Regions from separate parts of the Mus musculus genome. Here region 2 is linked to region 1. The links are chromatin contacts, found by POLR2A ChIA-PET in ENCODE. All regions are on one chromosome and are shown on one strand. Each heading gives the region's core, a stretch centred on a gene start or an enhancer-like site at or near the end of the contact. The rest is flanking DNA. Distances are from core to core; before and after follow the strand shown.

Evidence for each region. ChIA-PET counts read pairs that join two places held with the same protein, here RNA polymerase II (POLR2A).
Region 2: POLR2A ChIA-PET joins it to region 1 with 50 read pairs in embryonic stem cell. The contact joins the promoter of Paf1 here to the promoter of Supt5 in region 1. POLR2A ChIA-PET finds 5 or more read pairs at or near these places in 4 of 5 experiments (Patski and embryonic stem cell).

The regions. Positions count from the first base shown.
Region 1 is chr7:28,337,303-28,340,042 of GRCm38, reverse strand. It overlaps Supt5 (suppressor of Ty 5, DSIF elongation factor subunit), which reads left to right and starts at 1,324. Exons shown (of 30, transcript NM_013676.1): 1 at 1,324-1,348; 2 at 1,608-1,691. The coding sequence starts at 1,617.
Region 2 is chr7:28,391,606-28,394,345 of GRCm38, reverse strand. Paf1 (Paf1, RNA polymerase II complex component) reads right to left here and starts at 1,350. Exons shown (of 14, transcript NM_019458.3): 1 at 1,092-1,350; 2 at 648-677. The coding sequence starts at 1,138. It overlaps Med29 (mediator complex subunit 29), which reads left to right and starts at 1,656. Exons shown (of 4, transcript NM_026042.3): 1 at 1,656-1,895. The coding sequence starts at 1,683.

The sequences.
Region 1 (2,740 bases), core at 75-2,574:
CCATCTAGATTGCTCAAGCATGCTGCTTTTATTAACTTTCTGTCTTGAATTTTTTTTTGTGTGTGGGGGGTTCGAGACAGGGTTTCTCTGTGCAGTTCTGGCTGTCCTGGAACTCACTCTGTAGACCAGGCTGGCCTCGAACTCAGAAATCCGCCTGCCTCTGCCTTCCCAGTGCTGGGATTAAAGGCGTGCGCCACCACCGCCCGGCTTGTCTTGAATTTTTATGTCTGTGGATATTCAATGTCAGCCGAGGCCTGAAGAGGGCGAGCATTAGCTCCCCTGAGACTGGAGTGAAAGCGGGTTGTGAGCTGCTGGAAATTGACCACAGCTCCACAGCAGCCAGCGTTCTTTGGCGGTTGAGCCAACTCTCCAGTTTAGGTTTTATTGTTTTGTTTTGGTTACAGTGTTTCACTGTGTAACCTTGGCTGTCCGGAATTAAATAAATGTGATGGTTTTGTGCATAACTCCTGGCTCGCCTGTCCACCTTCAGTTCTTCTTCTTCTTCTTCCTCTTCTTCTTTTTTTTTTTAAGATTTATTTATTTATTTATTATATGTAAGTACACAGTAGCTGTCCTCAGATACTCCAGAAGAGGGCATCAGATTTCGTCATGGATGGTTGTGAGTCACCATGTGGATGCTGGGATTTGAACTCAGGACCTTCGGAAGAGCAGTAGGCGCTTTTAACCACTGAGCCATCTCACCAGCTCCCGCCTTCAGTCTTAAATCCGTATTAAAGTGTCTTTCATTGTAAGCATGGTGGCACACGCCTTTAATTTCAGTACCAGGGAGGCAGAGGCAGACATGGGCTTATCTTTGTGAGTCTGAGATTTAGCCAGGCTACAAAGTAAGGCCTTATCACACAAACAAACAAACAAACAAACCAGATCATTAATAACACAATACTGTGCCGCGCTAAACTAACAAGTTTTGAGATTGTTTTGAGCATCGCCAGGAATTCGGATTTAACCTGAGTCTAGGTCCCTAAAAATCTAGGGGAACTCCTCAGAATGCCGAGGGTGGCGGTGTGAAGCCGAATCTCTGTCCCGTCACCTCTGACACCTCCGAGGGAAGTTTAGAGGACGGACGAGCCAACAGTTCACCCGATTCAGCTCTGGGTTAGGAGAAGCCGATTACTTTTCGACCTTCTCAAGATGGCGGCCGTACAGTCCGCGTAAACCACTTTGGCCACTCCGGAGATGGCGGCTCCAAGAGGCCGCCCTCAGAGCAGGCCCCTAAAGTCTCGCGTTAGGTGAGACTGACGCGCCAGTTCTCGCGAGAGAGCGCTCAGGCCAGCTAGGCGTTGTGTGATCCGCAGCTGGCGCGGAAGCTTCAGGTGGCAAGCGATCGGTGAGCGGGCGTGGGACGGCAGGCAGGGGCCGGAGCGGGGGTCGGGGCTGGCGGAGGTTCAGGACGTGTGCCGGCCGCAGCCAGGGCCGGGTGTGCTAGCTGCCATAGCCCGAACAACGCGGGTTCGCGACCGCCTGAACCAGGCTGCCGGAAGTGCGCCTGGGGATTTTCTCCCCCGGTTTACCTTGCGGGGAAACTGAGGCTTGGGGGTGGCGCTTTTGGTTCCGCGACGCCCTGAGGCCGCGGTCTTCCTCTGCAGCTGCGGAAGATGTCGGACAGCGAAGACAGCAACTTCTCCGAGGAGGAGGACAGCGAGCGCAGCAGCGAGGCGGAGGAGGCCGAGGTCGGTGCCTGGGATTCTTAGGGGAGACGTTGCGCCTGGGGACAGGGACAGGGGCAGGGCAGAGAGGGCCCTGGGGGAGCCGGGGACTCGGAACGGCTGGGGGGGAGGGTGGTTCCAGATTGTCGGGAGAGATGGACGAGTGTGCAAGTCAGCGTGGAGCGCAGGGGCAGCGTCCAGAAGGTGGGGGTGCGCCAGGTCCACGGTTGGCTTTCATCTGATTTGTTTCTTTCGGTTTACTTTTTATCACTTGCGATGCTAGGATTGAGTTCAGGGCCCTGCTAGGTGGACAGCCCCAGCTCTTAGGATTCTTTCGTGTTTGTGTTTTTAGGTATCCCCAGTTGTTCCAGAAGTGTGTATGTATTGCCTACTGTGTGCCAGCCTGTACAAGTCTTTGTCCTTGGGCTCCTGCTAACAGATTTTAAAATGTAAATCGACAACTGATGGGTGAATGTGAATTTGCTACTGTGAATAAATATAGCCAGTAAATATGAGAGACTCCCAGGTTCAGCATCCTAGTGTGAAAATCCAGATGATTTTGTAACTTTTCTAGTCTTCTGTCGATGCTACGAATGGAAAATTCCACATATGACAGGTCAAAGTCAACACTAGTGCACTAAAAATACTGTGTTAAATGACTGTGCACAGTATATATGAAAGATATATGAATTTCATGTATTGTCCCGTTCCAAGGTACCTTATTGTGTATGTGCAAATAATCCAAAAATCCTCCAAGATCTGAAATATGTATACTTTGGATTTTATTTGTTTTGTTTTGTTTTCTTTTCTTTTTTTCTTTTTTGGTTTTTCGAGACAGGGTTTCTCTGTGTAGCCCTGGCTGTCCTGGAACTCACTCTGTAGATCAGGCTGGCCTTGAACTCAGATCTGCTTGCCTCTGCCTCCTGAGAGCTGCCTTTGTTTTTCCTTTACCTCCCAAGTGATGAGATTCCTGAGATGACAGCACGGACAGCCTAAAATAGGAAATCTCATCACATCTTGTCTCAAGCTGTGAATTAAGGATACGTGGCCTGAGATAACTCTTTCTAGTACTC
Region 2 (2,740 bases), core at 101-2,600, 54 kb before region 1:
ATAATAATAAATAAATCTTTAAAAAAAAAAAAAGCGCACTGATTGCGGCTTCCAAAGGTCCTGAGTTCAAATCCCAGCAACCACATCGTTGCTCACAACCATCCATAACAAGATGTGACCCCCTCTTCTGGGGTGTCTGAAAACAGCTACAGTGTACTCACATATAATAAATCTTTAAAAAACAAACGGGCTGGAGAGATGGCTCAGCAGTTAAGGTCCTGAGTTCAAATCCCAGCAACCACATGGTGGCTCACAACCATCTGCAATGAAATCTGATGCCCTCTTCTGGGGTGTCTGAAGACTGCTACAGTGTACTTACATACAAACAAACCCTGCCTCAAGCTGACAAGATACCTCAGCAGGTGAAAGTGCCTGCTGTCCAGCCTAAGGAAATGTCTTTAGACTGCCACTCAGAGCTAAGGTGTGTACAATTTAAACACACACACACACACACACACACACACACACACACAACCCTAGGCCTGTGCTGCTGGGCACATAAGGCTGCAATCCCGGCACCCATGAGACTGGGGCACAAAGACCAGTCTGGGCCACTTTATGAGATTCTCCAAAGCACAAAAAAGGCCCCCTAACCGCCTCCCCTGTTCGTGTTCCACCCCTCCTGGAAAACGGAGCTGGGAGCTTACCTCTCAGGCAAGGTCCGGTGGGAATTGGGCCTGGTTTCGGGGAGAAGAGAGAGAGAGAGAGAGAGAGAGAGAGAGAGAGATGTCAAGAGTTGGCCATGTGAGTGGAAAGGCCGGCCCCCGAATTTCTGAAGGAGTGATGGTGATGATGGTGATAAAGCATGAAGCCAGATGCTCAATCCCCTGAGGAGAGCAATCCAGAAGCTTCACTGAAGGAGACTGAGGTCTGACTCCCTCCCGCAAGGTGCAATTCCGAAATTGAATAGCAGGGGACCAGGAAGCGACCGCAGAGCCCAGGGGGGACCGCCCCTTCATCGGGGGTGAGCGCTGCGCGACCTCGGGGGCCGACCTGAGGGAATCAGTGATGTCGCAAGCAGCCCCCCTCGGCCTAGTCCCCAGCTTGCAGCTCACAAAACAAAATGAAGCGGCAGGTGACAGGAGACCTACCTGTGGCCATCTTCCCTCTGGGCCTGGGTCTGGATGGTGGGCGCCATCGCGACCAGGCGACGGCGGCGCGGTAGGCGTCCTCGCTGGCCGCAGGCGGACGCTGAGTGGCGTACCGACTTTGAGAGACGCCGGATCCAAGGACAGGCTCCCGTAGACGCCGGGCTCCGCGGGGAAAGGGGATGAAGTGGGCCGACGAGAAGGGCTCGGGTGTGACTGAAGTAAGAGCACAGACAGCGTCGGACACAGACTTGCAGCTCCCGCTCCGACTGCTACCAAGACGCAGAAGACTAGACAGGTCGCTCCTGGCCGCAAGGCCTTCAGGGAAATAGAGTTTGGTCAGTCCTTCACAGTGATTGGCGAGCTGTGGGTGAAGGGGCGGAGCCGTGGGGGAACTCCTCTTATGATTGGCGAAAAGATATTCCACTCATGGCCTCGGATTTGGGAGGGCGGAGAAAAATGCATATCCTCTTCTCCCATTGGCTAATCTGTCGGTAAGGCATGGCTAACTAGGAGGTCAGCCAACTGAAAAAGCTGAGGAGCTACCGGAGCAGACGCATTTATGACGCATTTCCGGCGTTCTAGCGGAGGAAAATGGCTGCGCCCCAGCCACAGGCTGCAGCGGTTTCCTCTGCGTCTGGTGTGTCAGGCCCGGGTTCTGCCGGGGGTCCGGGTCCCCAGCAACAGCCACAACCGACCCAGTTGGTGGGTTCTGCCCAGAGCGGGCTCCTGCAGCAGCAGCAGCAGGACTTCGATCCTGTGCAGCGCTACAAGATGCTCATCCCGCAACTGAAGGAGAGTCTCCAGGTGATGGGCCCTGCGCGGGGAGCAAGAGGGGCTGGCTGGCGGGCGGGCGGGCTCCGGGGACGAGCGCCGAGGGGCTGTTTGTTGAAGGAGAGATCGTAGGTCGGGAAGAGAAGACAGACTAGCTGTGTTGTGTTTGTGTCTAACCAAAGTGAAGCTCCGGTCAGCTGTAGTGGTGGCGCGTTCTTAATCCCCGTGCTGGGACAGCAGAGGGGGACGGATCTGAGCTCGAGGCCAGTCTGGTCTATAGAGTTCCAGGCCGACCAGGGTCTACATAGTGAAACCCTGTGGAGAGAAAGGAGATGAGGATGAATGACAATTTTTGTTTGTTTGTTTTTTTTTGTTTTTCGAGACAGGGTTTCTTTGTATAGCCCTGGCTGTCCTGGAACTCACTCTGTAGACCAGGCTGGCCTCGAACTCAGAAATCCGCCTGCCTGTGCCTCCCAAGTGCTGAGATTAAAGGCGTGCGCTACCATGCCCAGCATGAATGACAATTTTAACTGTGTATGGTAGTGCAAGCCTTTAATTCCTGCCTTCTGGAGGCAAAGGAAGGTAAATCTTTTGAGTTCCAAGACAGCCTTGGCTACACAGAGAAACCCTGTCCCAAAAAACTAGATGGAAGTGGGGGAGGCAGGAGGAGAAGAGTAAAAAGAGAAACCGTTCTGGTTAAGTTCCGTGCAGAAGTACGGCCTAAGTGTCATTTCAGTCCATGATGACTAGATAAAGGGTATGTCCAGGAAGCTATTAGTGGTAATTCCAAACGAGAGCAGGTTACTGAAAAATTACAGGGAGATTGGGGGCTAGAGAGTTGCCTCAGCAGTTAAGAGCACTAACTGCTTTTCCTAGTG